Linked DNA regions of Homo sapiens: region 2 is linked to region 1. The links are chromatin loops, found by intact Hi-C in ENCODE. Cell type or tissue: Panc1. All regions are shown on one strand. Links, peaks and the distances in the headings refer to the core of each region. The heading gives the core; the rest is flanking DNA. Region 1 overlaps LOC105374226 (a long non-coding RNA gene). Region 2 overlaps NAALADL2 (N-acetylated alpha-linked acidic dipeptidase like 2).

Region 1 (15,935 bases), core at 4,273-8,272:
CAAACTATACTTGCTTTTGAATATTTTATTGTTACTTTTATTAACTTGTTTAATTGACATGCTTTTGGTTTTTTCTTTTTCTTTTTTTTTTTTTTTTTTTTTTTTTTTTTGAGACGAAGTCTCGCTCTGTCACCAGGCTGGAGTGCTATGGCGCAATCTCAGCTCACGGCAACTTCTGACTCCCTGTTTCAAGCAATTCTCCTGCCTCAGCCTCCCAAGTAGCTAGGATTACAGGCACACACCACCATGCCCAGCTAATTTTTGTATTTTTAGGAGAGACGGGTTTTCACAATGTTGGCCAGGATAGTCTCAATCTCCTGACCTCATGATCTGCCCACCTTGGCCTCCCGAAGTGCAGGGATTACAGGTGTCAGCCACAGTGCCCAGCTTACATCCTTTTCTATTTGTGAGCATCTTTGGTTACCTTAGGATGAGATGGAACACATAATAAATTTTCCCATTTAAACTAAAGGAAAAATTGTTTAATATGGGAGTTTTCATGTTACAGTTTTCATGAAATATCATTGTTATGCAAATTATAGATGTAATTATCCTTGACTTCTAAACACACAGTCAGATTGTTTCCTACCCTTCCAGAGCTGTGGGTACAAAGCCACCATTGTACAACAGGAATTCTTAGGGAGGTGCTTCTGTTGTGACCTAGGACTGCAATTGCTGTTTAGTCCTTTGTTCCCATCAAGAGAACAGAAAGTGAAAAAAAGATTCACTGTAAGTATGATATTTCAATTGAAAATATTTTCTCTTGTTATCCAAGAATCACAGGAATTCCTGGTAACATTTTGTAGTTTGTATCATAGTGAATTATTTGATAAATTAAGGAGAGGATAGATTTGGAAATTTAAATACAAATTAATATTTTCACCGATAAATTTTACTTGTATTTGCTAATGAAAGTGAAGAGTAAAAGTATTCCAACAGATACAGAGAATGAGAACACAAAAGCGTACCTAATTTCTCCTCCATGGCTTTTCTTTCATCCTTACCTACCACACATTCCCCAGTTTTCATTATGGAATAAAAACATCAAGGGAAAATTAATAGCATACCAGTGTACACGTGTATAAAAGTATATTAACTTGATAAAAACACTGTTAAGTTAAACATTTGACTAGATTCCCCAGTTTACAGAATGCAAAATTATTCTGACTTAAAAATCGTCAGTGCACAAATATATTAAATTTTCAGCCAAACATTGTTTTATTATAACTTTATCCATTTATTTTTCTTTAAATTTAGACATTGTTTTTACATCATTGGAAACAAAATAATTCTATTTTATATGGGAAAACACTGCCTTTTATATCTGTTCAACTACAGTTTAACTAGGAACTCCCTCAAACTTCACCTGTCACCCTATTCTGTTTTGCGTAACTTGTCTAGTCCTGCAAATTTAATAATAATGTATTAGATTAACAGGCAAAATTAATCCTTTTTGTCCCTGATCTAAGAAAAATGGATTGATATAGTATGAACTCACGTGAGGCAATGGCCTATCTTATTACAAAACCATAAACAAAGTTATTGAGCCTCTGGGCCTGGCATGATGATGAACACTGAGTATTGAGAAGAGAACAAAAATGATGACAGGCTCTCTGCCATGCAGATCTTAAACCTAGTGGGAGAGAGAGACAATAACCAAGAAAATAAATGAGTACACAATTACTAATGGTGATGAGTGCTATGAAGCAGACAGGGTGTAGGAAAAGAAGACAATGAAGAGGATGGTTAGGGGAAGTTCCCCTAAAGCCAAGGTGTGAAACTCAAGAAATAGTCCACCACTTTAACAGAGTGAATAAGCAAAGAAGGAACTTGAAAGAGACAGAATAGTATGTTCAAAGACTCTCAGGCAGAAAAAAGTTGAGCACACTCACAGAGCTGGTTAAGCTTCTCCTTTCCCTTTTCTCCCAAGTATGAGAGTGGAGGATTTGAAATATATGAGCCCAGGCCGGGCGTGGTGGCTAACGCCTGTAATCCCAGCACTTTGGGAGGCCGAGGCGGGCGGATCACGAGGTCAGGAGATCGAGACCATCCTGGCTAACACGGTGAAACCCTGTCTCTACTAAAAATTCAAAAAATTAGCCGGGCGAGGTGGCGGGCGCCTGTAGTCCCAGCTACTCAGGAGGCTGAGGCAGGAGAATGGCGTGAACCCCGGGGGGCGGAGCCTGCAGTGAGCCGAGATCGCGCCACTGCACTCCAGCCTGGGCGACAGCGAGACTCCATCTCAAAAAAAAAAAAAAAAAAAAAAAAAAAAAATATATATATATATATATATATATATATATATATATATATATATATATATATATGTATATAAGCCCTGTTACTGAAGTTTTTCCTAAGCATCCTGTATCTTAGGTAAAAACTAGGGTAACTGTCTACCTCCTGTCAGGAATCCTAGAATAGCAACAATAACAGTTTGTGTAGCAGCTCATAATTCAAAAATCTGTATCTTTTCTATAATTCATCTTTTAATTAGAACTTTCTGCCACCTGGTTGACAGAAATGTTATAACAATTAATTTGGGGCTCTCCCTTTCCTCAAGGTATAGACAAAGTACTAGGTAACATTATGGCAATAATAGTAATTGCAGCTGTGTAGGAAAACTATTGTGCAAATGTTGATTTGCAGGCCTGCCTTGCTCTAACCCTGTACATTCCCAAAAATCTTTTCAAGACTGGCCCTTGGCCAACTCCTGGTAAATGAACTCTGACCCCTGGAAATATTCTTCCTAATAAAAGACGTTTTGTATATCTTAGGCATTTAGCAATACAGTACCAGTTTGATGAGATAGCTTATGCTAAAAATGAGATTTATGGTAAATGCCCCTTTTTGTTCTGGGATGTTGTAATCTAACTCAGTATCTGTGGTTGGTCACTTAGGTACTGCATCCATACATGACTGATTTCCAATAGAAATCCTGGACATCACGGTTCTGGTGAGATTCCCTGGTTGGAAATACTTTGCATGTGTCTTAGTTTGTTTCTTATTGCTATATCAGAACACCATAGACTGGGAAATTTGTAAGGAAAACAAGTTTACTTGATTCACAGCTCTGGAGACTGAGAAGTCCAACAGCATGGTGCTAGTATCTGGTAAGGGTCTTCTTGTTTATTATTCCATGATGAAAGAGCAGAAGAGCAAGAGAATATGTGAGAGAGCTTATATTTATAACAAAGCCACTCCCATGATAATGATTAATCCATTCATGAGGGTAGAGCCCCCATGACTTATCACTCTTAAAAACCCTGCCTCTTAATACTGTTACAATGACAATTAAAGTTCAACATGAGTTCTGAAAAGGGCATTCAAATCATAGCAATATGTATTGTCATACATCATTTCTGAGATAATTAAGTATATCCATGCAATTCCACTGGGAGAGGGCACCTGAAAATTTGTACTTAGTTTCGCCTAGACCTTATCCTAGGCACCTTTTTCTTTTGTTGATTTTAATGTTTCCTTTTGCTATAATAAACTGTAAATCTGTAGATAACAGCTTTTCTGAGTCTTGAGGGTAGTCTTTGGGACCCCTAACATAGTACCAAACATTTATATGGTGCTTACTACATTCCAGCCACAGTTCTAAGCATTTTAGCTATATTTACCCTTTTAATCTTTGTCTTAGTCTATTTTATGCTTCTACAATAGAATACCACAGATTGGGTAATTTGAAATGAACAGAAATATATTTGGCTCATGGTTCTGGAGGCTGAAAAGCCCAGATCAAGGGGACACATCTAGCGAGAGTCTTCTTGCTGTGTTATCACATGGCAAGAGATAGCAAAAGAGGCCAAGATGAGGTGAAACCTACTTTTATAAAAAACCCACTCCCACAGTAACAACCCACTCCCAAGATAACAACGTTAACTCATGCATGAGGGTGGAGCCCTCATGACCCAAATACCTACCACAAATACCTAGCATTAGGCTCCACCTTACAATTTTGTGGCATTGGAGATTAAGTTTCCAACACATGAAATTTGGATTTTGTGTTCAAAATTCCAAAATATTAGAACCATAGAGATCCTGAAAATCATTCTTTGAAGTAGGGAATGTGTTTAATTCTATTTAAAAAATCAGGAAACTGAGGTACAAGGGGAATAAATTATTTGTCTAAGGTCACAGAACCAATAAATGACAAAGTCCAAATCCAAACCCAGGCAATCTACCTCTAGAAGTTCGATGGATACCTGACACATTCAAATGCTGGGTTAAAGCACAGAAGCAGGGATGGAAAGCCCAAAGTGTTTTTGAATAATGTATCCATGCCGGTATTCACCAAAGTGTCATCACCCTGTCGTTCTCAGGTCATTCATACTCTCTATTTCTGTCCTTGACTTTCTCAGGTCATTCATACTCTCTATTTCTCTGCCTTGTTGGAAATCCTGGAAACTATGTATGTGTCTTTGTCACTGTGGGTCAAGTTTACCTCCTAAGTACCTATTCAGCCACAAACAGCAGACAAGCCCTCAAGCATTCTTGTTCAGAAAGCAGAATATGCCTATACTCTACCCCTTTACTTTTCTCTTTACTCTCACCTAGTTCTCTAGTTAGAGGGCAAGATTGGAGAAAAGCTCACTCTCCACCACTTGGAGTTCTCACCATTCCCCAGGGCATATATATTCATGAGGTAAATAAGGTTTAAAACGGCTAACTTATTTTTTCCATCCAAATGTACATATCTAATAAGTTGTAGAAATGGAATTGGAACCCAGTCAGTTTGAGTCCATAACCGGTACTGGTTAACATTTGCCATCCAGCTCTTTAATGCAGATAGCTAAGCTGTTCTTTAAAGAGATAGGCATTGGAGAGAATGAGGATAGAATTGCATCCATGGAAAAGGGAATTACTATAATACTGATTGTACTGTATACCCCTTACCTGATTTTAGAACATGTCTTCAAAAAGTGCTGGTGGGTGAAAGTGTATCTCAGTGGAACGCCAATCAAAAGAGAAAATTTTAAACCAGAAACGAAAGAGGTTGGGGGTAGAAAGAGGGAAGAAGCTGGGCCTCAGGCAGTAGAGCCAAATACTGGTAACAGAGCAGTGAGTGACTCACAAATGGAATGTTTTGGCAACAGAGGAAACCCTAGGACCTGGAGAGCTAACAAGAAGAGAGAGATCAGGCCGGAGCGGTGGCTCACGCCTGTAATCCCCACTCTTTGGGAGGCCGAGGTGGGCGGATCAACTGAAGTCGGAGTTCAAGACCAGCCTGACCAACATGGAGAAACCCCGTCTCTACTAAAAGTACAAAAATTAGCCGGGCGTGGTGGCGCGCGCCTATAATCCCAGCTACTCGGGAGGCTGAGGCAGGAGAATCGCTTGAACCATGGAGGCGGAGCTTGTGGTGAGCCTCGATCGTGCCACTGTGCTCCAGCCTGGGCAACAAGAGCAAAACTCCGTCTCAAAAAAAAAAAAAAAAAAAAAAAAGAGAGAGAGAGAGATCCTGCAAGCACTGACTCCAGAGTAATCTTGGAGTAGGAAACTTCTAGTTACCACGATAAATGCCACTGCTCAGCTGCAAGAAGAAACATGAGGGAAAAAGCCCAATCTCATTCATGGGCAAATAAAAGAAATACACCTAGTCCCAAATATTTGGATCTACTGATATATTGAAATGAATATTAACTTTAATAGATTAGAGCCAAAAATAAATACTATAGAAATAAGACAGTTATAATAGCTGATTTATTAACCATTTGCAGGCACTATTTTTTATTTTGTTCATGTCACTGAATATTATTTTATTTGCTTACAAAAATATAATTTTCTTGCGAGGAGGAAATTTTCTGTCTTGTTGACTGCTGTGTGTTCATTAACCAGAAGAAGAGTTGACACAGAATAGTGGCTCAATAAATAAATATTTGTTAGGTGACTAAGTGAATAATTAAATAAATGGTGGAGAAGTATTCCAGGGATTTGTCCTGAGCCTTAAGGGAGGGAGATTAAAATAGAAGGTGACAGGAATGAGAGAAAAGTAAAAATATTCCAACTCCAAAAAGAGAAAAGGCAGCCTCATCTTTGCCATGGCATTTGGATGAAGATGGGTGTTAACAGTCTCGTCTCACAGCGCTGAGAAAAATCATTACATGGCTTGGTCACAGTTCAGTGGCTTGAACTGATTGACTAGCCTGAGGGGAGAATGGCTGTATCTTGAGCCTGAAACACACAGTGGCTCAGTGTAACACTCATTGATAGCATCAGCCACTTTAAGAGAGAAACCCTACATTCAAAGAAAAGGATGGAGTTAAGGTGAGGATAAACAGAGATGTGATCATATTTGAGTCACTCACACAGAGAAAAAGAAGTTTGTACTGAAGCTATAGTAAGGACAAAAATGGTAGCATATTAGAAAAGGAAGTGATTTGAGCAATACTACAATTCTTGAAATTATTTACTGAAGGCTTCAGCCAGAAATAATTGTGCATTTCTATTGTTTTCCTTTTTGCTGCATTATTGATTTCTTTTTTATGTCTTTAGGCTGATGGACTGTGGAAGTATAGTTATTAAATTGTTCGTTCCCTAATGAGATGGGCTCTAGGTCACTGATTCAAATATCATTAACAGCTTTAAAGATAATTTTTACTTAATATGGGGAGTATTACTCATTTTCTTCCTTCTTTTTCTTCCCGTATCTTTTAGGTACATATGTAACATAGCACCTCAGGGTATAGAAAACCAGAAACCTCTGGCATTTTTTGTTAAATAACTGATATATCCAATTGTTTCTTCCAAAGAGGTGGGTATAACCTTCCTCTCCTTTCCATTTCAAAATTAGCTGCACATTCTTGGGACCATGTAAAATATTGACCCTAGCTGTGTTATGAAATAAATACCTTGAGAGGAAATTTGAAACCAGGAAAGAATTTTAGCCAACAGTTTGACATTGCCTTTGACTAGCTCAGGGCTCAGTTACTACATGAAGTCATTGTACCATTCAGATACAAAGGCATTTCCCACCAAGCTCTAAGGACATAATATCTGCAGGGTCCATGCTACCTGTTCTTAGACCTAGCATTGTCCAAGATAACTTTAGCTAAACTTGAGTGGTTGTAAATCAGATACTTTTATTCATGCTTTTTTATCTACCCAAAATGCAGACTTTCCTGGCATATTACTCGGTTCTTTCATTTGAAAATCTATTCTGCTCATTCCAAGCTATCTTTCCTCTTCTTGTTGACTGCCTTCCAAACCCTTCTTCTTTGTTCTCTGGGGTCACCATTCCACTGTCAATTTTTTTTTTCTGCATATTCGTTCTCTTCAGAGAAAATTCTCTCCACGTTCTTATTTTAAAGTAGTGTTTCCCAAAGATGATTTCAGACTATCCATGTATAAATATTTAAATTTTAATACTTGCATTTTATTTTAATGTATATTCAAAAAATATATATCCATCATGTCTGCACATACATATATTGTCATGTAAGAAATTAAAGGAAGTATTTTGATTAAAGAAAGAAGGGAGGAAGGTAGAAATTGACTTAAAGAGAAACAATGAGAAATCAGTAGTATACATAGAAAGTAGAAATGACAAAAATCTTGAATGACTCAAGTTTCAAAACTGCTATCTTAAGTAAAACTAATTTTCTATTGAAAACTCCAATTTCACTGTAACTTCTCCAGTGTATGTTCTACTTTCTCATATCCCAGCTACCACAGGGCCAGGAGGTGACAAGGTATCAACTGTATTCTCTCTCATTATTCTTTCCACATCTTGACTTTGTCTGCCTTCATTTGAAACTGGTCTTCTTTGAAGCTCACATCTTCAAACCGTAACACTCTATAAGTCCCATTTTTTTCTCTGTAGACCATTGTCCTTCAGATCAGTCTCTTATAGTCATAAAAAGCTTGAGCATCCATCTCACAACCTTATACTTTTGTGGTTAGTGTGTATATGTGTGTGTATACTGTTAATAAAAGTGATACACATCCATTTTTGAATACTTTGCATATACAGAAATTACTACTGTTAATATTGTTGAGGACCAGAAAAATGATACCCCAAAGTATGGCACTTTGGCATGCTGAGCACTTTGAACTACAGAAAATGAAAAGGTTTCAGAAGCATCATCAGAACCAAGGATTTTCTGACCTCCTGCTTCTCTCCCTAAGTGAAGGCTGAAACTCTCTCTGAAGTTCCCTTATCTGAAGCTTCTTCAGAAGGAAAAAAATTGCCTTCAATCGCCTCCTGAAATTTCATTAACCAGGGAAGATTAAAATCATATGGCAGGAAGGAAGACTGAGGAGTGTCACCACACCTAAACAGACTTTGTCACAAGCTATTGTCCGTTTATAGGTCCCATACAATTTCCTAAAAGAATCATTGACACACTATTGTCTGTTCTTTTTTTGGGCCCATTCATCTTTCTAAAATTCATTTAGACTCCTCAAAATTGCCTATATTCTGCCATCTTCCTCTCCCCTATGCAAAAGGGCATATAAGTTTCTCAACCTTGGACTCATTGGGAAATCACTTCCCTGTGATTTCCCTGTGCATATAATAAACTTGCTTTTTTTTTCTCCTGTTAGTCTATTGACAGTTTATTTCAGCAGACTCACATGTAAACCAAAAATAAAATTCTAAGCACCCCCAACCAACTGAATAAACTCCTCCTCTTAGCCAAGGGCATTCTGAAGTTAACCTGAAACACTAGTTCAGGCCATGAGAGTAATGAGTTGTCAGACATGCCTCATTCTACCTTCCTCCCTTTGGAATTCAGGCAGAGCTGACTAGCATTAACATTAAAACATAGACCATGAGAATGACAATAACAGACTCTTTGTAGCAATAAGATACCAACATGACAGTAGGCCCTAAAAGAAATTATTTTGCCCCAAAATACGGTTTTTTGACACATTTTGAAATGACCCTGCAAAGCTGTCTCTTGCAAAGAAAATATACATTTTATACAGAATCCTCTTCCTTTTCCAGATATTTGTGCTGATCCAGGAGAGAACAACTGATTCAGGCACCTTTTTAAGTCTGATAAGAAACATTTACAATCTATTCTCTCTGAAGCCTGCTACCTGGAGGTTTCATCTAAGCAATAAGAACCTTGGTCTCCACAATTCCTTACCTTAACTTAAACACTCCCTTCTGTCTATTCTAAGTCTTTAGATAAACTCTCTCAACCAATTGCCAATCAGAAAATCTTTGAATCCACCTATGACCTGCACACAACCCCCTCCACCCACCCCTGCCTTGAGTTGTCCCATCTTTCCGAACCAAACAAATACATAATACATCTTACATGTATTAACTGATGTCTTGTATCTCCCTAAAATGTATAAATTCAAGCCCAATCACCTTGGACCCATGTTCTTAGGATCTCCTACGGCTGTGTCATGGGCCATGGTCACTCATATTTGGCTCAGAATAAATTTCACAGAGTTTGAGTCTTTCCATCAACATGCACCTTAAAAGGAGAAGGGAAAATTCCCTTCACCCCTACAACATTATTAATGTTTTGTCATTTTTGTTCAGTTTTTTTGTACTTTATCATTTAACAGTACATCCCCAAAACTTTTAGATGTTATTAAAATGTCTTTATAGTATAATATAACTAATCCTTAATAGCCTAATATAAATATGCACCACCATTTATCCATCCATTTGTTGAATGTTTGTGTGATAATATATTTTCATGATTATATAATTTTTGCAATAAACATTTTTATGCATTACTCATTGTACCAGTTTGAATTACTCCATTAGGCTGTATTCCCAAGATAAGAGGTCAAATGTCATGAAAAAATTTGCCTGTAACAGGATAAACTGAGGGCTCCCAGGGGTATTTATAAAGAACAATAGGTGGTTAGAATGTTGCTAACAACCCTGGATTTAGCACTTTTGTTATCTAAAGCTATTTCGTCAGCTCTCAGGCTTTTATTATGCTGAATGGGCCATGGGAACTGAATGAACTTTTTGAGAAGTCCAAAGTTAGAAATGCTGGGAATAGTAGGAGCAAAAGTAGGAAAGGAAAAAGATGTAAATAGTACCGGGGTAGTGAAATTTTGTGAGAAATTTGTTTAAAGGGAATATAATAGGATTTAGGAAAAATCTTTTACATGGAACCTACATTCTCTTTTACAAAAAGCTTGTAATGTTTGTTCACACTCTGTCTTCAAGAAGTTCAGACAGGTCACATGGAAATTTACTAAGGCTGGTACACAAAGGCTTATAAATGCAAACTTCAAAAGAATATCTGCAAAGCTTGCATGCTATGAATCTATAAAGTAGGTATGTGGGTTAAGGATATAAGCTTTTGGAACACAAAAAGCCATAAAAGAGGCTTTTAGCTACTGCCTGGTGGTTTTAAATTTGGGAGGAGGAGGTAGAGGGTGGGACTTATGGAGAGGCCTGTAATGATAGTTTCCAAGTTTAGATCTTGAGAAGAACTGGATACAAATATATGCAATTTTCAACAACACCCACTTTCCTGTAAAAAAGGGTTTGATAATTTCTAATGAGGCAGTTTAAGTCTAACATTTTGTTTAAGACCATAGACTCAAGCACCATGCTACCTGGGTTCAAATACAAAATAATGAAAGGTAAAAAATGAATAAAAATGGTTTACCTATATAAGCAAAGAGAAAATAGGAAAAACAACCCAGTTTTGAATTCAGAATCATGTAAATGTCACACATATTTTCAAAAAAATAATAAGTCCAAAGGATGACAGAACAAACCATCCCCAAAATTTGAAAACAAAGTGAAACAAATAAACCTAAGTAGGCTGGGTGTGGTGGCTCATGCCTGTAATGCCAGCATTTTGGGAGGCCGAGGCGGGTGGATCACTTGAGGTCAGGAATTTGAGACCAGCCTGGCCAACATGGTGAAAACCCGTCTCTACTAAAAATACAAAAATTAGCTGGGCATGGTGGCTCATGCCTCTAATCCCAGCTACCAGGGAGGCTGAGGCAGGAGAATGGCTAGAACCAGGAGGCGGAGATTGCAGTGAGCCTAGATAGCCCACTGCACTCCAGCCTGGGAAACAGAGTGAGACTCCATCTCAAAATAATAAATAAATAAATAAATAAATAAATAAATAAATAAATAAAATAAACCTAAGTATATATTGGTTGGTACCATAACTGCATGGACAAGAATTATTTCAAATACCTTTCAAACATGTTAGTTTGACTCTGCATCCCAAAGCATAATATCCTGACTCTACATTCTTGTATCCTCAGAAAAACTAACTGAAAAAACACTGAAATTGTATTCAGTGGTATTACGCTAGTAGTAATGTTGGTGTCGTTATTTCAGTATTTGGTATGTTGGTATTATTATTGTTAATGGAAAAATCAACCTCTGTAAAATATTTTAGAGAGGCTTATTCTAAGCCAGTATGAGTGACCATGGCCTCTTGAAACTGTGTTTCAAGAGGTCCTGAGAAAATGTGCCTTAGGTGGTCGGTTTGGTTTTATACATTTCAGGTAAACAGGAATTGTAGACAAAGACATAAATCAATACATGGAAGGTATACATTAGTTTGGTCTGAAAAAGTGGGATATTTTGAAGCAGGGGCTTATAGGTTATAGATAGATTCAGAAATTCTTCAATTTGGAATTGGGTAAAGAAGTAAAGCTTTGTCTTAAAATTTGGAGTTAGCAGAAAGGTATTTTTATGATAAGAAAGTCTGTTAACCAATTGACTGGGTCAGAGTGACCTGTAAGTGTGTGTGACTTAACCCTTGTCCGGCATGGCCTCAGGTCCTGTTTATAATTGGGTATCTTATTGTCACAAAAAGTCCATTTTGTTAGTCTTATGATCTCTGTTTTAACATTAATGCTGGTTGGTGGTTTTGCCTAAATTCCAAAAGGGAATGGGTATAATTATGCATATCTGACCTCCCTTCCTGTCTTAGACAGGAATTCTGTTTTTAAGGTTTTTCTGGGGTCCTCTTGGCCGAAAAGGGATCCTTTTAGTTGGTGACGGCTTAAGATTTCTAATTTATAAATGCAAACTTATTTTGAAATTTTCATGTACATTATTATATACCTTATGTACACACATACTTATGGTAGGATAAAGCAAATGAATAATATACTTATGTCATTATAAAATAAGGATTTTCAAAGAAACAGAAAAGAGATACAAATATGAAATCAAATAAATTATGAAATAAACCAAAACTTAAGATTTTCAATGTATTTTTTCTAAAAAAAAGTTTATTTCCTAACATCATTTGCCAAACGTGAAACAAATAGTGTAATAAAAGATGACAGCAATAGATCAAAATATATATCTTGATATAGATATACAGATATAGATATATGTTAACATCATAATAATATTCATAAAGAAACTTCTTAACTTCATAATGATATTCAAAAGGAAATTCATATATTGGCTTTGATGATTAATAAGACAAGAACTCATTATTATAATAATAAAAGAAGAAAAGATAACATTTATTCTGTCTTTCCTATTAAGACCGTATTTCAGAATACTCAAAAAATGTATGAAATTTCCTCTTTAGAAAAGAATAACAACTAGTAAATTCAGGAGTAATATTAGAATTGAAACATCACCACTTTGCACCTTGAATTAAATAATAAATGCTAAAACTATTAGATGAAAGATTGATGGGAAAAATTTTTAATGGATAGATGGCAACACTTGATCCATCTTAACCTAAATAAAAATAAGAGAATACATTATGTTCTTCCTGATGCAATAGGAAGTTCAGATTATATCACCTCTCTATGGTCTGTTATTGCCAAAAAAAGAAAAAAGCAAAGATGAATCTAATCAAATCTGGATCTACTGCCAAATTATTGCAAAAACATGGGTGTGGAGAAACATGTTAATTAATACTACATTCATATAATCAGTCCAGTGAAAAATATAAAAGATTCTGCAGTATAAATGATTTGGCAGATATAGTGAGAAATGGCATAAAAGGGGGTGGGGAGAGTTAGCATGCAATACAAACATGCTCACACCACGTGCCCACTCCCATAGGTCTAAATACATGCTTCTTTTCTAGTCCTACTTGATCCCAATCTTCCAATCTTACTCCTTTCTGACTTCTCACCAGAGAGCTAAACCATTAACTATTGCCTAAGAGTTCACGTATACCCTTAGTTTGGACGACTTTTCTTATTATACAAATGAATGACCAAATGAACTGACAGATACTCTGCCTAAGGGATTTTCCTCACAACTGTCTGTCAGGGACATTCCCAAGTAAGGGGTATAGTAAAATAGCAGTTCATTTTCCACCGGTAACCATGTATCAAGCCAACCTATCCATGGATCAAACTCAAACTGTCTTTCTCTATCAGCTGGTAATGGAGAATTCCTCCCATGAGGCTAAGGGAGTGTTGTTAATGCAACATTTTCAGGTGACATGGAGGTCCAAGCCGTCTTTCTTGAAGCTTACTTAAGCTCTCTGGACTTAATTGAGCCCAAAACTTTAAATATAACACTTCCATTTTACAACAGATCGCTGCTGAGGTTGCCTAATGTTATGACTTGTTAACTAATGGTCTAACTCAGTTCAAGATAGATTATTTTATTATGTGGTCATTTGATGTTCTAGGTTCAGAAGATTGGTTTCTATGTGAGTCCAGTAGTATACCAAAAGCTGTTTTTCTTTTTCTTTTATTTGTTTCTTTATTTTAGAGACAGGATCTTGCTGTATTGCCCAGGCTGGTCTCCACCTCCTGGCCCCAAGTGATCCTCCTGCCTCAGCCTTTCGAGTTGCCAGGGTTACAGGAGTTAGCCACCACACCTTGCAAAAAAGCTCTTTTTCAAATGGTGTATAGTTCTCTCATGCAAATGGTTTATCAGTCTGAGTCCTATCAAAAGAAAAGCAATACAGTAATTTAAACACGAAAAGTTTAATATAAAAAATTAGCAACAATAAGGGATTAGAATATAAAGAGACTAGATAGTAAGAAGTAAGAAAATTTAACAGAATATAGGAGGATCAAATAAAGGAACAGTCATTATTCCTAGGGCTGAGATTAAACACCCAGAGGAGTCTCACCCTCCACCCAGAGATGAGATCTAGACCTCATGTCAGGAACTGAGAAGGGTCTGATATTTGTCCTCCTTGACAACTAACCAGTTAGTCTGCAACAGATTTGTAGATGCTGGCAGAAAACATGAGATGCTAGAGTCAAAGACAAATAACTTCATTACTCAAGGCATAGAATAGGAAGGTGTCTTAATGAAGGCAATTTACCACAAACTCCCACTATGAGAGGTTCTGGGGGTAGCTGCTGACCGTTGGGTGATGATGGCCAATGTGCACTGAAGGAGTCCAGCACTGGAGAAATTACAAGTGTTGCAAGAGCTTGGTGCTAGAGAAGCTTTGTATGCTGCAGCAGTATAGGGGAAGTTTTGTGCGCTGCAGGAGCGTTCAGAAACCAACCATGCATTGGGAAATAGGAAGCAAAACCATTTTGTCCTTGCAATGTCTCTCCAATGCCCTCAGCTAAGAAATCAGTGCCAACTTTCAAAAGGAAAATATATGTATGTATGTGTGTGTACACACACACACATATTTTTTGTAGGGGGCTGGGCAGTGGGGACGGAGTTTTGCTCTGTCACCCAGGCTGAAGTGCAGTGGTGCGATCTTGGCTCACAGCAACCTCCGCTGCCCAGGTTCAAGTGATTCTCCCTCTTCACCCTGCCAAGTAGCTGGGATTACAGGCATCCACTGCCATGTCCAGCTACTTTTTTATATTTTTAGTAGAGACGGGATTTTGCCATGTTGGCCAGGCTGGTCTCGAACTCTGGACCTCAGATGATCCGCCAGCCTCAGCCTCCCAAAGTGCTGGGATTACAGGCATGAGCCACCACTCCCGGTCCCCAAAGGAAAATATTTAAATATTTAAAGGACTTAGCTCCATTAATGCAGAGCAGGCAAATACAAAAATTTGAAGCTAAAAATAAATCAACTGGTAGCCAGTACAGGTGGCATGCCCTTGCTCTGGAATGTAAGAGTGTACACTTTGACTCTGCTTTTCACTTTTGCTAGAGGCTCGAGAGAGCATCTTTCTCTAATACCTTCGTATATGATGGGTTATATGGTCCAAGCAGATCTACCTATACCACAGTCAGAACATGTCAGAGCCCACAGTCAGAGCCCTTACTTACTCTGAGTTTGCACTCAAAACTAGCAGACTCCCAAACCATCCAACAGAAGGTTTTGGGCAGCATTTCAGGTGCAAAATATGCTACTTCTAAAATCCAAATGAACTCACTAAGATTTGTACTTATTCCGTATTGGTGAGTAGTGCGATAAATTGTTGTTTACTTTGGAAGAGATGCCCTGGATGACAAGATCACTAAAAACTTCAGCGAAGTATCATGTCCTTGAAACTTTATAGAGTTTATCTCCCACCTCTTGAAACATATATTTTAACAAGGTACCCAGAGTATTTTCCATCTATTGCTCATCAGTTTCCGTTAATAAGATGTCATAAATCTAGTGTACCAATACATTATTTTGTAATATGTCCACATGATCAAGGTTCTTTTAGACCATAATGACAAAGAACAGGAGAGTTAACATAGCACTGAGGAAAGACCAACAACATATACTGTTGTTTATTCAATGAATGCATACTGCATTTGATCCCCACCACCTTCTTATGTAGAATAAATTGTACATAGGGCCTCACCATACTGCGTCTTTTTTCTTTTCATTTCTTAATAAAAAATTTTTCTTTTGCTTTCTAAAGCCATTCCTTAGCTCCATAACTTTGGGCAAGTTAATTAGCTTCTCTGCAGATCAGTTGCACCATCTGTAAAATGCAGACGACAATATAAATATCTCAAAAGGGTTATTTTTAGAAATAAGTGAGTTAACACATGTAAAGTAGTTGGAATAGTTCCTGATGTGCAACAAGCATACAATGTTATTATTGCTGCTTTTAAAAAAATCTGTCCCACA
Region 2 (15,935 bases), core at 5,037-9,036, 600 kb after region 1:
GCCAAGTGGTTTGTTGAAGACTGCACAGCTAGCAGAAGACAGGAAGCAATATGTTAATTGTACTATATCACAGAAATGACCTTTAAAACACTGCGGCATGCGCAGAAAACTCCAGTCCCATTTATGGGATCCATAGCTAGGGTGGCCAATTAACCTGTCATGGTTTGTTTGGAAGTGAGGGGTTTCCCAGACAGGAGACTTTCAGTGCTAAAATGAGGAAGGTTCCAGTCCAACCCGGACAATTTGGCCACTATGTCAGTAGCCCCCAGTTCCTTGATTCCAGTGCTTTTCAAATTTCAATGTTCATAAGAATTACTTGCAGATCATGTGAGCAAAATCCTGATTCAGACTCTGATTCAGTAGGTCTAGAGCCTGGGAATCTGTATTTCTGACAAGCTCTTAGGTAATGCTAGTGCTGCTCATCTGTTTACATTTTGAGTAGCAAAGTATCCTTGCCCCATCTTGGGGCTCACTCCAGATCTCATGAATCAGAATCTACATTTTAATATAATTTCCCAGGTGATTCACACATTCAGATTTAAGGAGCTCTATTCTGCTCCACTTCTGATTGGTGTAAAGGATTCTCATTTGGGCATATTTTTCTTGGTTTAAATAGGCTTTCCTAATATGAAGGTAAAGCTGAATAACTCCTTTTGCCAATCTGAGTTATTTCATTCTTTTGGGAGTCCAGATAACTCTTTTCTTGACCATTTACTTATCTGTTCATTCCTTGTTTTTCGTAATACCCTGGAACTTTCTTAAACTCAATTATGTAAGCTCAGTCTTGGGTGTTCATTTCTGTGCCTATTATTCTGCAAAAGAAAATTATTCCACGTGAAAAAAAAATCAGATGCTCAGCAATTTATTTTCAACTGTAAATTTGTTCATCAGAATATAGTACAGGTTGAGCATCCTAAGCTGAAAACCCCAAATCTAAAACTTTTTTAGTGCCAATCTGATGCCACAAGTGGAAAATTAAACACCTGCCCTCATGTATTATGTTACAGTCAAAACACATGCCTACAACAGTTTCTTTAGTGGGTGGCCAAGGAAAACAATAGACTCTTCCAGTCTCCTTCAGCTACAATGTATCTTTTCTGTGCACACTTAAATTTCCCTATGCAAGCATGCCCAAAATAGGTAATAAAATGGCATGTGTGCAGGCCACATGCACTAAGGGCAAGTTTCCCATGATACGTCCCATGTGGAGCCAAGACCTATGTGCATTGCCCATTACCTAAAAAAAATTTAGGTACTTTTTTTTGTTATTGTTGTTTTTGCTTATTCCCTGCTCTATGTGTAAAGATATTGTTGAAAAGGTCACAAAGACTTGCAGATACCCCTATGGGTAACAGTGTCAAGAAAAAGAAGAAGCATTTGTTTTATGTATAGCGCAGAAAGTCAGAAACTAGACAGTGGTGGAGCAAGTGAGAAACATCTTATAGAAGATTATATTGTTCGAATGACCACTATATATGACCTAAAAAGCAAAAGGATGAACCGTTGAAGTTCCATAATAAAAGTGATGAAGAGAAGTTAATGAAAAATAGAAAAACACTCCTTAAAGCTAAAAATGAAGATCTCGATCGTGTATTGAAAGAGCAAATCCATCACCGTTGCAGTGAACCCATGCCACTTAATGATATGCTGGTCATGAAACAAGCAAAGATCTCTCACAATGAGCTGAAAATGGAAGGGAACTGTGAATATTCAACAGGCTGGTTGCAGAAATTTAAGAAAAGACACAGCATTACATATTTAAAGATTTGTTGTAATAAAGAATCTCTGCTGATCATGAAGCAGCAGAGAAATTCATCGACAAGTTTGCCAGGGTCATCACTGATGAAAATCTGATGCAAGAACATGTCTACAATGCTAAAGAAACATCACTGTTTTGGTATTATTGCCCTGGAAAGACACTAACTACAGCTGATGAAACAGTTTCCTACAGGAATTAAGGATGCCAAGGACAGAATAACTGTGCTGGGATGTGGTAATGCAGCAGGCATGTATAAGTATAAACTTGCGTGACAGGCAAAACCTTGCATCCTCACTCTTTCCATGGAGTGAATGTTTTATGAGTCTACTGTTATGCTCACAAAAATGCAAAGATTACAAGGGACATCTTTTCTGATTAGTTTCATAAACATTTGTATTAGTCACCAGTGCTCACTGTAGAGAAGCTGTACTGGATGATATCTGCAAGACTTTTTTACCTCTTGACACTTTTCTGCTCATCCTCCAGCTGAAATTCTCATTAAAAAATGTTTATGCCATGTACTTTCCTCCAAATGTGACTTCATTAATTCAACGATGTGTCCAGGGTATACTTACAGCAGTAAGAGTAGATCTAGGTTGGGCACTGTGGTTCACACATGTAATCCCTGTGCTTCAAGAGACTGAGGCAGGATAATCACTGGAGGCCAGGAGTTCGAGACCTGCCTGAGTTGTGTGGTGAGACCATGTCTCTACAAAAAACAACAAAAAAGTAAATACTTAATATAAAAGCACTTTCTTGAGCAGCATGCTAGCAGCAATAAACAGAGGCATAGGTGTGAGAGGTTTTCAAAAGGCATTTAGCATGAAGAATGTTATGTATGAAATTGACATTCAGAAACAGTGACTAAAGATGCAGTTGTATAATACATGCCACGTACAACCTCTGGCCTACCACTACGCTCAGTGGTAATGATGACTTTGAGGCATTCCATAAGTTAAATAAGAAAAAAATTGTGTCTGATCTCATTACATATGAAAAAAAATATACCTTCAGAGTCCTTCAGTAAACTGGAAGAAATAGATATGGAAGAAGCAATTAGGCTGCAGTTGTTCATTCACCGATCAGTAGTGAAATAGTTCTGAATCAAAGTTATCATAATAGTGACTATGAAGATGACATCATTAACACTGCAGAAGAAGTGCCTATAGACAACATGGTGAAAATGTGTAATGGGCTTGCTGAAGGACTAGAGCAGTGTGCATTCACAACAGAACAAGCCATCTGTCAGCTTATAAAGTTCAAAAGAGACTTCGAAGACAGAAAACAACAATGAGACAGATGACTGGAGGAAACATTTTAAAAAGCCATCCAGCAGGATGCTTACTCCTCCCTAGTGGACCCAGTTCCAGGACCCTCACCTGCTTCTCATGTTTCTTCTCACCTAAGAAACACACAGAGTGTACAGTAACCTTTTAATCGAAACATAGCATTGGCCAGGAATGGTAGCTAATGCCTGTAATCCCAGCACTGGGAGGCCAAGGCAGGAGGCTCATTTGAGCCCAGGTGTTTGAGAACATCCTGGGAAACAAAGTGAGATGCTATCTCTATTAAAAATAAGTAAGTAAGTAAATAAATAAATAAATAATTAGCTGGGTGTGGTGATGCATGCTTGTGGTCTCAGCCACATGGGAGCTTGAGCTTAGGAGGTCGAGGCCACAGTGAGCCATGTTCACGCCTCTACACTCCAGCCTGGGTGACAGAGTGAGACTATTTCAAAAAAAAAAAAAAAAAAAAAAAAAAAAAGCCAAAAACAGTATCATAGGTAGAGACTGAAAAGCTACCAGTTTTTGCGAGTGTGTGGCGTTTGTTTAACAGCTAATTCAGGTATTGTGGGGATGCTACTGTGCTAGTTACCTCAAACACATTATTTTTTCTTATTTTTTATTGGTATTAATGGTATGTCATATTTTTACGTGTGAGGAAGTATAAGAAAATAATTGCTTATCGGTAGTATATGAATTCAGAGTCATGAATGATGGTAATGCCAAACAACCACAAGTTGTCCACGTAAGTGGCTCAGATAGTGACACTTTTGATTTCTGATGGTTCAATGTATAATAACTTTGTTTCATGCATAAAATTATTTAAAATATTGATATCATTATCTTCAGGTTATGTGTATAAGGTATATATGAAACATAAATGCAGTTCTTGTTTAGACTTGGATCCCATCTATCTCTATTGTGTATATGCAAATATTCCAAAATCAAAAAAAAAAAATCCAAAATCCAAAACGTTTTTGGTCCCAAGCACTTCAGATAAGAGATACTCAATCTGTATATAAAATTGTGACAATGGTAAATTACTGTTTCAAAATTCCTCCTCTGTGGCACCTGAAAAACAGAAAACGAGTAAAATGAAATGTATTTGGAATAGGTACTTCCTCTTGCTAAAGTATTGCTTGAGTGTAATGAAAAGGTTATAGAAATTATACTGTCAGTTGTTATTTCTATGTTTTCACTATATGCCCGGCATTGTTCTAAGTAATTTACATTTTAAATCATTTAATATTCAGAAAAATCCTATGGGATAGATACTATTATTATCCCCAATTTTCAAGTGAAGCAGCTGAGCAGATAAAGGTTAATAACTTATTCAAGGTCAAATAAGCTAGAAAGTGGTCAAGCCAGGAATATAAATGACAGCAATTCAGGTCCAGTGCAAACAGCACCTCACTAAGTGTTGACTGTATTTCACCCCTATGCTGGTTTCCTTCATACTGCTGACTACACTTTATAATAACCTATTTTTATTTTTACTTTCAATCTGCCTTCCTCTCAATGTCGAACCTCCTTGTGAAAAGGGATCACATTTGTCTGGCTCCCTGATGTGTTTTAAGTCCCTGAAACATACTAGGAGCTCAGTAAATATTTGTTAAAGGAATAAATAAACAATAAAATATTGTAAGGTCTGTAGTCTACACAAATGCAAAGTATAAGGGGCATAGAAGAGAAGAAGAGAAACTCTCTTCCAAAACACTCCTATATTATGAAATGTGACTGAATGTTGAGTGGATACTTTCACAGCATCTATTGATTAAACATCCATCTGAGACAAATATAACAATTTGGAAAATATTTTTTAAAAAGTTATAAATAAATTAATCGGGGTGTACATACTTTGTTTTATTTTAGATTTAAGAGATCAAAAAGTTGCTTTTTTGCTTTGGCTTTAAAGCAGACTTTGGGCTTATTTGGAAATAATATTGCTGCTATCAGCCATCTTCAGAATATTTAAAAATCATGCTTCCTAAGTTAATTTGTAAGATGTTGCAACAGCGTTTGTCTAAAAGCAGTAAATATGTTTCCAATATACTTTGAAATATTTACTGTGGTTACGATGTGCGCGGTAACAGCCTTAAATACCTCCTATTGAACTGAAATGAAATCTGTGCTTCAAGCTTGCCAGGTTCCTGATCATTATCACCTGTTCCTTATGGTTCCCACCTGGAATGCCTTTTCCCTTGACTAGGCCTGTTTGAGACCTTGAAGCTCTTAAAGGCCCACCTAAAATCCCCCATTTCTATGAAGCTTTCCAAGAGGACTCCAGTCATTCTGATAATTATCTCCTCTGTCGTCTGGCACTTTCACCACTCTCACAACCTCAGATGCCTTATTTTGGAGGTGGAGTGTTCTTTTGTTATTCCCTTTCTTTGTAAGTAATTCTTGTTTCTATATACTATACTTTCCTTAATGCAGCCAATATATTTTATATGTCTTACCATACCCAGAACTGTACAAATAACAGATGTGCAGTAAATACTCTTTGAATGATTCATTTGATTGGAACATTATCTAAAGTTACCTGTGTGTCTTTCTGTCAAAGTTATGCAGAATGTTGTTTACTCCAGAACCTTTTCAAGCTCTTTAAACCTACTTCTAAATGCAGTTATAGCTGGTGCAAGTATTTTTTTTTCTTGTTTCTTTTTTTTCTTCTTATACAACATAGTTTCTTGTGATAGGGAGTTCGAGGTAGGAGGAAAGCAGAAAAAAAAAATTGTTTTTCTGCTAAGTGTATAGGGCCCTTGAGGTTTTTAACAGCCACCTCTAAGTCAGTTGAACAGATATTTTCACTGAAAGATAGGATGTAGTTTCTGAAATATTGAAAAGTTCCTTTGTCAAATTATTATTATATTTACATTCAGTAAAACCCAACACATATTTGGACATACTTTTGTTGAGCCTTTTCTTTTTGGATGTTGTGAGCGTATGACTTATGCATTCTTATACGTATATAGCTTTGTAAGGAGGAGTATACAAGTTCCTTTATAAGTCTTTGATTTTTGACACTTAATTTTGTCATTGTAAAATTCCTATTTCAATTTAATCACAATAATTGCAAAATTAACCTTATTCATAGCTCATTATCTTAATAGAAAACTAGATTCTAAAGGTAAGTAAATAATCTATGAATGCAAATTAAACATTCTGTGATGGTTCTTCCCTTTCCCAAGCCTTGCACATGCCTAATTAATTTCTTTTATAGGATAAAAAAAAAAAAAAAAAAAAAGCTACTCTAAAGGCCAGAAAAGGAAGTGATGTGTATATAACCTATTGTAGTGCTAGTAAATTTTGGGTTAATTAACAAGTATCAGATGGAGACTTTAGAAGTAAGTAGGATTTTTTAAGCCAGAATAGCTGGGAGAAATGGTTGCAGTTGTGTTGAAAATAGATTTACCAGTAGGCTATAGGAGAATATGTGAGGCTGACTTAGGTAGAAAACCCTGAAGGAAGAACAACCACATGGGCTATCTTCAGGCATGGGAGTAGAGTTGGGAAGATAAAGAGATCTCTGGTGAATATCCTAGTTCATTTTTTGTGAGGTCTAAAAATGGTTTCTGGCTAACCATCAGAAAGAAGGCCCCTGGGGCTATAGATTTAGTATGTCTGGAATGAAATTTGAGAAACTTCATTTTAGAAACATTTCCTAAAGACTTTCAGATTATTGGCTAAACTTGAGAAGTAGCGTATGTCCTGCTTATCCTTGGGGGATACATTCCAAGACCCCAGTGGATGCCTGAAACCTCAGATAGGATGGAACCCAAATATATACTGTTTCTTCTTTATAGGTACATACCTACAAAAATATTTAATTTATACTACGAAAAGGTTTAATTTATAAATTAGGCATAGAAAGAGATGAACAACAGTACTATAATAAAATAGAATAATTATGACAATATACCATCGTCACTACTGTTATGCTTTGGGTCCATTGTTAAATAAAGATTACTTGAACTCAAGCACCGCACCACAGCCACCATCGATCTGATAACTGAGAGGGCTTCTAAGTAACTAGCGACGGGGTAGCATATACAATGTAGATACATTGGGCAAAGAGATGATTCATTTCCCGGGTAGGATTGGACAGGATGGCTTGAGATTTCATTACACTATTCAGAATAACACAGAATTTAAAATTTACAAATGCTTGCCCTGGGTGCAGTCTCTCATGCCTATAATCCCAGCATTTTGGGAAGCTGAGGTGAGAGGATCAATTAAGGCCAGGAGTTTGAGACCAGCCTAGCCAACATAGTGAGAACACTTCTATACAAAAAAAATTGAAAAATAAATAAGCCTGCCATGGTGGTGCACATCTTTCCTCCTGGCTACTCGGGAGGCTAAGGCAGGATTGCTTGAGCGCAGGAGTTCGAGACTGCAGTGAGCTATGATCATGCCACTGCACCTCAGCCTGGGTGGCCGAGTGAGACCTCGTTTCTAAAAAACAAAATAAAATTTACAAATTGATTTCTGGAGTTTTCCATTTAATATTTCTGGACTGTGTTCTACCACACTTAACTAAAACTGTGGGAAAGGAAACGGAGGATAAGGAGGGACTCCTGTAATGAGTCCTCAGATTTCAAGAGGCCTGACCCCAGGCCAACTTTGGGACCAGTAATTCAGGCAGAAGTTTCTTATACTAAGTAAAGAGAATCACATAAGCTCCCAATTTACCACTGGCCCAGGCAAAACCAGATCTTGCAGTGGTGGTGGCTTTGTGTTCAATTTTGAGGAACTTGACCTTCATGTTCTAGGCTATAGGGTAATATACCCTACAACGTTATAGGGTAAGGCAGGTTATAGGGTAGGCTAGGGTTTGGAGGTAATCAACCTTCTAGGATTCCTTGCAGTTCCATGTTTGGTCCAGCCATCATTTTTTGTAAAGAGATACTAGAAAATTATATTCCATACAGTGAGCAAACCGAGTACCCTAAGTTCAGTAAGATGCAAAGGAAAGGTTGTTTTGTTTTAAATAAATGCTGTATGTTTATCTTATTCCTTAAAAATAAGTCTTTTGTGAAAAAAGACAAATCTAAATGTAACATTTTAATCATATTCATCTAATATGTAAAATCAATCTGATGATGACCATTTGCTAATGATAAATTTTATCTTTCTAGAGCAGTAGTTTTAAACTTTGGCTGTTTCAGAACCACGTGGAGAGCTTATTAAAATATAGCTTGTTGGGCCTCACTCCCAAATCTCTGATTCAGATTGGGATAGGGGATAAGAATTTTCATTTCTAACACGTTCTCAGATGATGCTAATGCTGCTGGTCCACATTAATCTGAGAACCACTATCCTAGAGGGTAGAGTAAGGACAGAGGAGCAAACAATTTTCATTAGTGTTTATCAGTGTATAGTAAATTTAGTACTTAATTATTGTGAGACAATTGCCCAAAGGATGAAAATGCCACATACAATCATTATATATATTAAAATGTTAACATGGTTAACACGCCACCATAAACGAAAGCCATGTTTTCTAATCCAAAGAAGTAAAAACAGGGACCAAGTGATGTAATCATTGAGCAGTAAGAGTATATGCTGATTTGACAAATTATGTATTATTACCCATGTAACTATTTTGATCTTTCTAAAGAAAAGAATTTACTCTGCTGCCTTTGGAAGAAGTTAAAATGATATCTGCAGATGCTATATGAAAATATCAATTAACTCTTATTTACCTCTAGACTGTTGGTTAGTAACATGGGTTTATGTTATTTTGATTAAGTTTCCTTGCTTCTAGATGAAGACATTGGACCCTCACTGGATAGTCACAAAATACTTTCTTAGTTATTTAATTCATATATGCCAAAAATTCAATAGGAATATTGATTAGCTAATTTTTAAATGCAAAATCTAGGTCTGGTTACAACATAAGCAGCATTTCTTGATTTTTACATTTATGCCGAGTTTACTTATTAGTTTTTATCAAAATAATATATTTATATAATATTATGTAATGAAAGAAATGAAACAAATAAATGTTAACAAAATCACGCTGAAGTAATTGACTTGCTTGCTATGATGTTTCTTGACTATGAGCTTAATCACACAAGGATGAGCATGTTTAATTGACTGGAATTTAATACCACTCCCAATGGCAAAGAGCAGTGATTCAAATTGGTGTGTTTATAATTGTGGGGTGGATCTTGATTAACTCCACACAAAATATTATTATAATCTAATATTATATAACACACAGTTTTAACTTGGCCAATAATGTTGCTTTTAATTTTCATTCCCTCAGATAAACTAAGGGAGTGAAGGAATGATCTTTTTGGCTATCTATAGTCCAAATCAAGTAAAATTTAAATAACAGCCATATGGCCTAAAAGTATTTAGCTTTATTTTTATTTACTCAAAGCCAATTATGGCACATCTTTCAAAGGGATAAGTGTACACTGGGAAATATTTTGCTTAGAGAACATCACTTTCTAAGAGCCTTAAAGCACTTGACCTTCATTTGGCATCTCTAGTCTGTTCTCATCACAGGTTCAGGGATCACCATCTTGCTTCTGTGTTACTGCTTCCAAATGTTTGTTTTGGCAGCAAAATTATCTTAATATAACTTTGTTAAGTGGTCTATTTTCTCTCTGAAATTAAGGAATGTTTATCTCACAGGGTAAAAATGGAGAAACACAATGGTTTTTGTTTGTTTGTTTGAAGTCATGGATTCACCCATCAAACAGTTTTGGGCCAACTGAAAGAGAAATGTGAAATAGTTTTGCTGATGAGATCTTCTTGCCTATGTCTTTTAGTGAAATGATTTGGTGCTTCCATTGGCATCCTTTATCTGAGCTGTCTATTCTAGCCTTAGCAGGACCTTGTCTGCTTGTATAGTCTAGTATCATAAAGCGAGAGTATAGTCTGTACAGGATAGTTCATAGCTCTCAGACAGTTCATAGCTGTAACATTCTACTAGATTCTGCATTTTTTACTTGTTTCTCACATATAATCTACATGATCAACACTTTCCAAATTATGGACAATTACATTGCACAATGTTTGGTATAAAGTAATAAAGAGATTACCATCTTTAAAAAATAAATCTAGGTACTCCTATCAGAATTACTAGATTTTGACTTCTACCAAAATGTCTTGGCTCTTGGGATTTGCACTGTTTTATAATTTACTGCATAACTCACCTCTCATTCTTCCAGAAACTGACTTTTTTCCTCCTTGATCCATAATTTGGGGCAGCCATATTTGTACATAGCTCTATTCTCTTGGCCATAGTTGAGGGGCCCACAGAAGGGCTTCTAACATGATCTTACAGATTCAGCCACAGAGAGAGGGAGAGAGACAGAGAGAGAGGGAGAGAGACAGAGAGACAGAGAGAGAGAGAGAGAGAGAGAGAGAGAGAGAGAGAGAGACTAATTCTGATTATTCCAAGTTTTGAAGCTTGAAGTTGTAATATAATGTGTAATCATTGACCCAGCTTGTTGGTCACTGGACCACTTTCCATGTAAAAATTCAGAGTCTCAGCAACTTTCTTTTCTATCGTCTACAGACAAATGTGATATATAGCAAAAGAGAATAGTAAAGCCAATATTCAGGTAAGCAGAGAAGAGAGTTGGAGAAATGATGGTGTTCAAGTTTGTAGCTCCAGTTGAGTCTGAAGCCTTATTCCATTCTGGCCTATAGCTCAGCTTAATTGTTCACTGAAACACCTCAGTATCCTTCTAAAAGTTTTCTCTTTGGCTTTTTGAGGTCTGAGTTGGCTGGATGGTAGTTGTAGACAAGAAGGTCCTAACTAATACATGAGGACAGCAGAGGCCCCAAGGCGTGCTATGTGCCAAGAGACCCAAATCTCAAGCCATTTTGAGTGTATTACTAAGTTATGTTCCCTCCAGTTTTCTCCCAGCAGACTATCTTGATATCCTAAGACTCTTCTGTGAATCAGGGTGGGATTATTAAGGATTGTTAATTTAATAAAATTAAGTAGTATTATAATTGGGAAACATGTTAAAGCATGCAAAAACTGTAAAAAGCTATCGCCATTACAGTCAATAAGAAGGTTATCAGTTTCATTGCAAAAACCTAATCTTTAGGAAAAGCACAAGAGAAAGAATGTATGGCAATGCCAGCAAAATTAATGAATGTGTTAAGTTTGGGCATGCTGAGTTTCTCCAAGCAAAATTCCCTATACGGGAGACAACTGAGAGAACGTGGACAGTATTGTAAGCTAAGATTCTTTGAGGCATTGTGAATTATTTTATTTATTTATTTATCTGAGATGGAGATTTGCTCCTGTTGCCCAAACTGGAGTGCAATGGCCCAGTCTGGGCTCACTGCAACCTCCACCTCCCGGGTTCAAGGGATTCTCCTGCCTCAGCCTCCTGAGTAGGTGGGATTACAGGTATATGCCACCAGGCCTGGCTAATATTTTTTTTATTTTTAGTAGAGACGGAGTTTCACCGTGTTAGCCAGGCTGGTCTCGAACTCCTGACCTCAGGTGATCCGCCCACAACGGCCTCCCAAATTGTTGGGATTACAGGTGTGAGCCACCGTGCCTGGCCCATAAATTAATTGAGAAATGAAAATGTTTACTCCTGAATTGTCATTGCATGTAGTTACTATCTTCAGTAAAATAATTTTTTTATTTTTGATATTAACGTGTTACGGACATTATATTTTTATCCTTCTAGAATAATGTTGAAAAATTACAGCCCTCAGGCCAAATCTGGCCCACCACCTGTTTTTGTAAGTAAAGTGCACAGCCATGCCTATGCATTTAGTATTGTCCATGGCTGCTTTCACACTACAGTGGAAATTGAGTAGTTGTGACGGGGAACACTTGCCTTGCAAAGCCTCAAAGCATAAGTACCCAGCCCTTTACAGGAAAGTTTGCCAAGCTCTATTCTAAAGATGTTCTTCCTGTTAAATATAAGAAAATCGGTTTTCATTTAAACATATTTGTATAATCTCCAACATTTCAGAAACAAAACCACTTTGTAAATGTAGAAACAGATGTATACATTTTATATTACTTTTGTCCAATATAGCCTAGATGTGTGTGTATATATATATACACAAAAATATATATACATATATATGTACATATATAATATATAAATATATATAAATATATAATATATACATAAATATATACACATATATATAAATATGTAATACATATTTATATATAAATATACATATTTATATATAAATATACATATTTATATATAAATATGTAATACATATTTATATATAAATATGTAATACATATTTATATATAAATATATATACATAAATATATAATATATATTTATATATAAATATAAACACATATATAAAATATATAATATACATATATTTTTATATATATACATATATATATATATATATATATATTTTTTTTTTTTTTTGAGACAGGGTCTTGCTCTGTTGTCCAGGCTGGAGTGCAGTGGTGTGATCTCGGCTCATTGAAACCTCCACCTCCTGGGTTCAAGTGATTCTTATGCCTAAGCCTCTCAGGTAGCTGGGATTACAGGCATGCACCACCACGCCCAGCTAATTTTTATAGTTTTAGTAGAGAAAAGATTTTGCCATGTTGTCCATGCTGCTCTTGAACTCCTGGCCTCATGTGATTTGTCCTCCTCAGCCTCCCAAAGGGCTGGGATTATAGGAATGAACCACTGTACCAGGCCACAAATTTGTTTGATTAATGAATTAATAAATTGCCTAATTCTTATGATAGCTCTCTTGATTAAATGTTCCATTTGAGAAAATTCTTCAAGAATTTGAACCACACCCCTGAATGTTTTCTGACTTTCTAGTCCATCCAGAAGCGGCCCTTCTTTATATACAACTCTCCTGGTCTCGTAAGACCCAGCTCTTTGGGACCAGGGGAGGTTTTCTTAAATTCCTTCCTCTCGCATGTGCTGATTTTCATTCCTTAAGTTTTGATTGGTCCTCAGAACCAAATGTATAATAATAATTTGTCAGAAGCTGAGGCATAGCAGCATTTAAACCTCGATCTTAGGATATTTAAGGTGCATGCATTGCATCAGTCATAGGGTCACACTCTAATAAAACTGGATCAGAAACTAACATCCAGGTTAAAATCCGACCTCTGTCATTTGCCAGGGGTGCTATTAAGCAAGTCATTTAACTTTTACAGTAGCCACCAGGGCTGTACATGATTACAAACACACACACAAACGTGTAATGGCGGGTGTCCATATTATCTTTCCAACCTCATCTTCTATGATTATTCTTCCTACTGCTCCTCACACAGGACAGGTATGCCGTCACCTCTAGGTCTTTGCCCGTGATGTTGCTTCTGCCAGTGATGCGTTCTGTTAGGTATCTGTATGGGTTACTCTCTTATATCCTTGCTTCCTTCCCTGGCAACTATACTGAAAACTACAACACCTACCTGCACCCCCATCCCTAAACACAATCCTTACTCCCTATTCTTAATCATTTTTAACATAATTTGATGTTAAATAGAACACATTTTACTGCTTCATATTGTCTGACTGCTAGACATTAGCCTCTTTTAGCTCAAAATGTTTTTGACTATTTTGTTCCATAATGTATTCCCAGTACATAGAACAAAAGTTTGTCATAAAATATAGGTTGAACAAATGAATAATTGATGCAAACCATTTGGACATGAGTGAATGACACATACCATTTTAAAAGGATTTGGATGCTATAATTAAATGTGGGTAAATTATAATATACCAGAATATAATATTCACCTGAAACTCCTTCTATTCCATTTATTGCAAATGTTTCAAAGTTACTTGTATTTTACAGGATTACAAAATTATTTCTGCATCCCAAACACTATCTAATTAGATTTGAAATCCATAACACTTAAATAATGGAAGTGTAAAATTCATATTGCACATTCTATTTCTCTCTTTCTTTTCCTTCTCTCTCCCTCCCTTCATCCATCCTCCATTCCTTTTGTTTTATTCCCTCTTTCTCTCTTCTCTTTCGTAAGGGGACTGGATCTCTTGCTTTTCACATATGGCTTAGGAATGCTACTTTCAAATTTAAAAGACTACTTTTTATGGCTTTATTCATTTAACATTAGATGTGTATTAGATTTTCTCAATAGAAAGCATGTCAATTCAGCTAACATTATGTGGGATTACAAACAAGTCAATTGTGCATCATTTCATGGAAGCGTAGACATATAAAGGTCATAACTTGGCAAAAAGAAAACTGAATTTAAAAATTATAATATTATAATTTGAGACTAGGCTTAAAAACACAGCATTTGGTGAACTTAACACTTCAGTATCACGTTTAGCTCTACTGTTTACTATGTGAAAGGAAACCATGACAACAACATTTGGAGGCATTTTTCCAGATTTTTCAATTAACCTATGTATATGTATATGTGTGCATGCATTTTTGAAAAGCTCCTAAAGGAACAGGAGAAGCACATTCAAGATAAAAGTACTTGAACATTAGGGAAAAGCCTGTTCTGCCATTAGAGAAGTGCATTAAGCAGTCGCCGTTTGAGTGGTCACTCTCATGTCACGCTTTAGGACTGACTTTTTTTTATCTTCTTGCCTGAGACCTGATAAAGCATAAAGATACTTAATTTTAGGAAGCACTTGTGCTGGTATCAATTCATCACAGTTCAATCACTAAGAAACGTCTTTGCCTTTTCCTGTCTTACTGAAATGATATTAAATATGATGTGTTTCAGAAAACAGAAGAAGGAAATTGAAAATATATCATTTAGTTTCACAGCAGCAGTTAAAAGTCAACTTAGATCTAAATTTTCTAACTTTTGGTAACATACTAAAATAGTTTTACTAATTAAATAGAATAACTTATTTTGAAGAAAAGCTTGTTCATGTTATTGCAATAAAATTATTTTGCAAAATATTTTGGCATCAAAATTTATAAAAATAAGTAATTTATGAGGGTCTATGTGTTTTAAAACACCATATCAAAATATCATTGTAACATTAAAAATATGAAAAATCATGTGTTTAACTTAATTGTTAGTTTGTTGACATAAATACCTGATAATCAGTCCTCTAATTATTTTTCTACTGTTTTGGGGGGAGGAACCTTTTCTTTGCATTATAAATCCCTCATTTTCAGGAACTCATCTACATTTTAGAGAGGGGAAACATTGATATTCTGAATAGTACAATATTCACCTGAAACTCCTTCAGTATTTCTCAAGCTGAAGCAAGTTATTGTATCATGTATTATATATTTTAATAAATAAAAAGACCAAATCATACTATTTTCCACTCATTCTTTCATTTACTAAATATATAGAGTTCTTACCATATGTAAGTTTGATTTAGGCCTATCTCAGATAAATTATTTATATATATATATATATAAAAAACAATAGCAATTTTAGTAATAAAATGTAGTATATCCATATATGAGAATATTACGTGACTCATTACAACATTACAACAGTAGCATATCTATTGACAAGGAAAGATGCTTAGGATATATTGCTCATTGAAAAAATACTGATTATAAAACAATACACACCATAAGATTCCAGTTTTTTATATGAGTATATATGGTAAGATTAACCCCTGCTAAAGGGGTTATCACTGAGGTATTGATAAAAGTGGTTATCTCTGAGGTTTCTTTTGGTCTTTCTGAAATGTGCTTTATTAAAAAAAATTTAATTTGTGTATATACATATACGCAAATTAAAGAAATCTTCTTAAATAAGAGAAGTAGAATTTTTAGTATTATTAAGCCATGCATTTTTAATATTTAAATGCTACACTTGATCTCCTAGAAAAGGAAAATAGCTATTTTTGTATGAATGATCATAGGAATCATAATGAATTATATTTTTTCCTTAGAATATTTTCTTTTCTTTTTATCTTTTATTGATACATAATAAATGCACCTACTTT

Evidence for each region. Peaks named below come from ENCODE experiments on the same cell type or tissue, not always from the same donor. Only the 100,000 strongest peaks of a DNase experiment are listed, where the experiment ranks them.
Region 2: it touches region 1 in a loop (5-fold over the local background); 1 of 110 quality-filtered maps calls a loop at or near these places.

Annotation. Positions count from the first base shown.
Region 1 is chr3:174,403,397-174,419,331 of GRCh38, forward strand. LOC105374226 (a long non-coding RNA gene) reads right to left here. Exons shown (of 4, transcript XR_924729.3): 3 at 15,664-15,786; 4 at 13,704-13,830. Among named protein-coding and RNA genes, the nearest start is that of NAALADL2, 450 kb to the right of the region's middle. RefSeq lists an enhancer at 9,571-10,182. In Panc1, for the core only: no CTCF peak of the experiment used is centred there; a DNase peak (open chromatin) is centred at 6,177; H3K27ac peaks cover 430 bases.
Region 2 is chr3:175,000,883-175,016,817 of GRCh38, forward strand. All of the region lies in intron 1 of NAALADL2 (N-acetylated alpha-linked acidic dipeptidase like 2), which reads left to right. Among named protein-coding and RNA genes, the nearest start is that of NAALADL2-AS3, 110 kb to the right of the region's middle. In Panc1, for the core only: no CTCF peak of the experiment used is centred there; no DNase peak of the experiment used is centred there.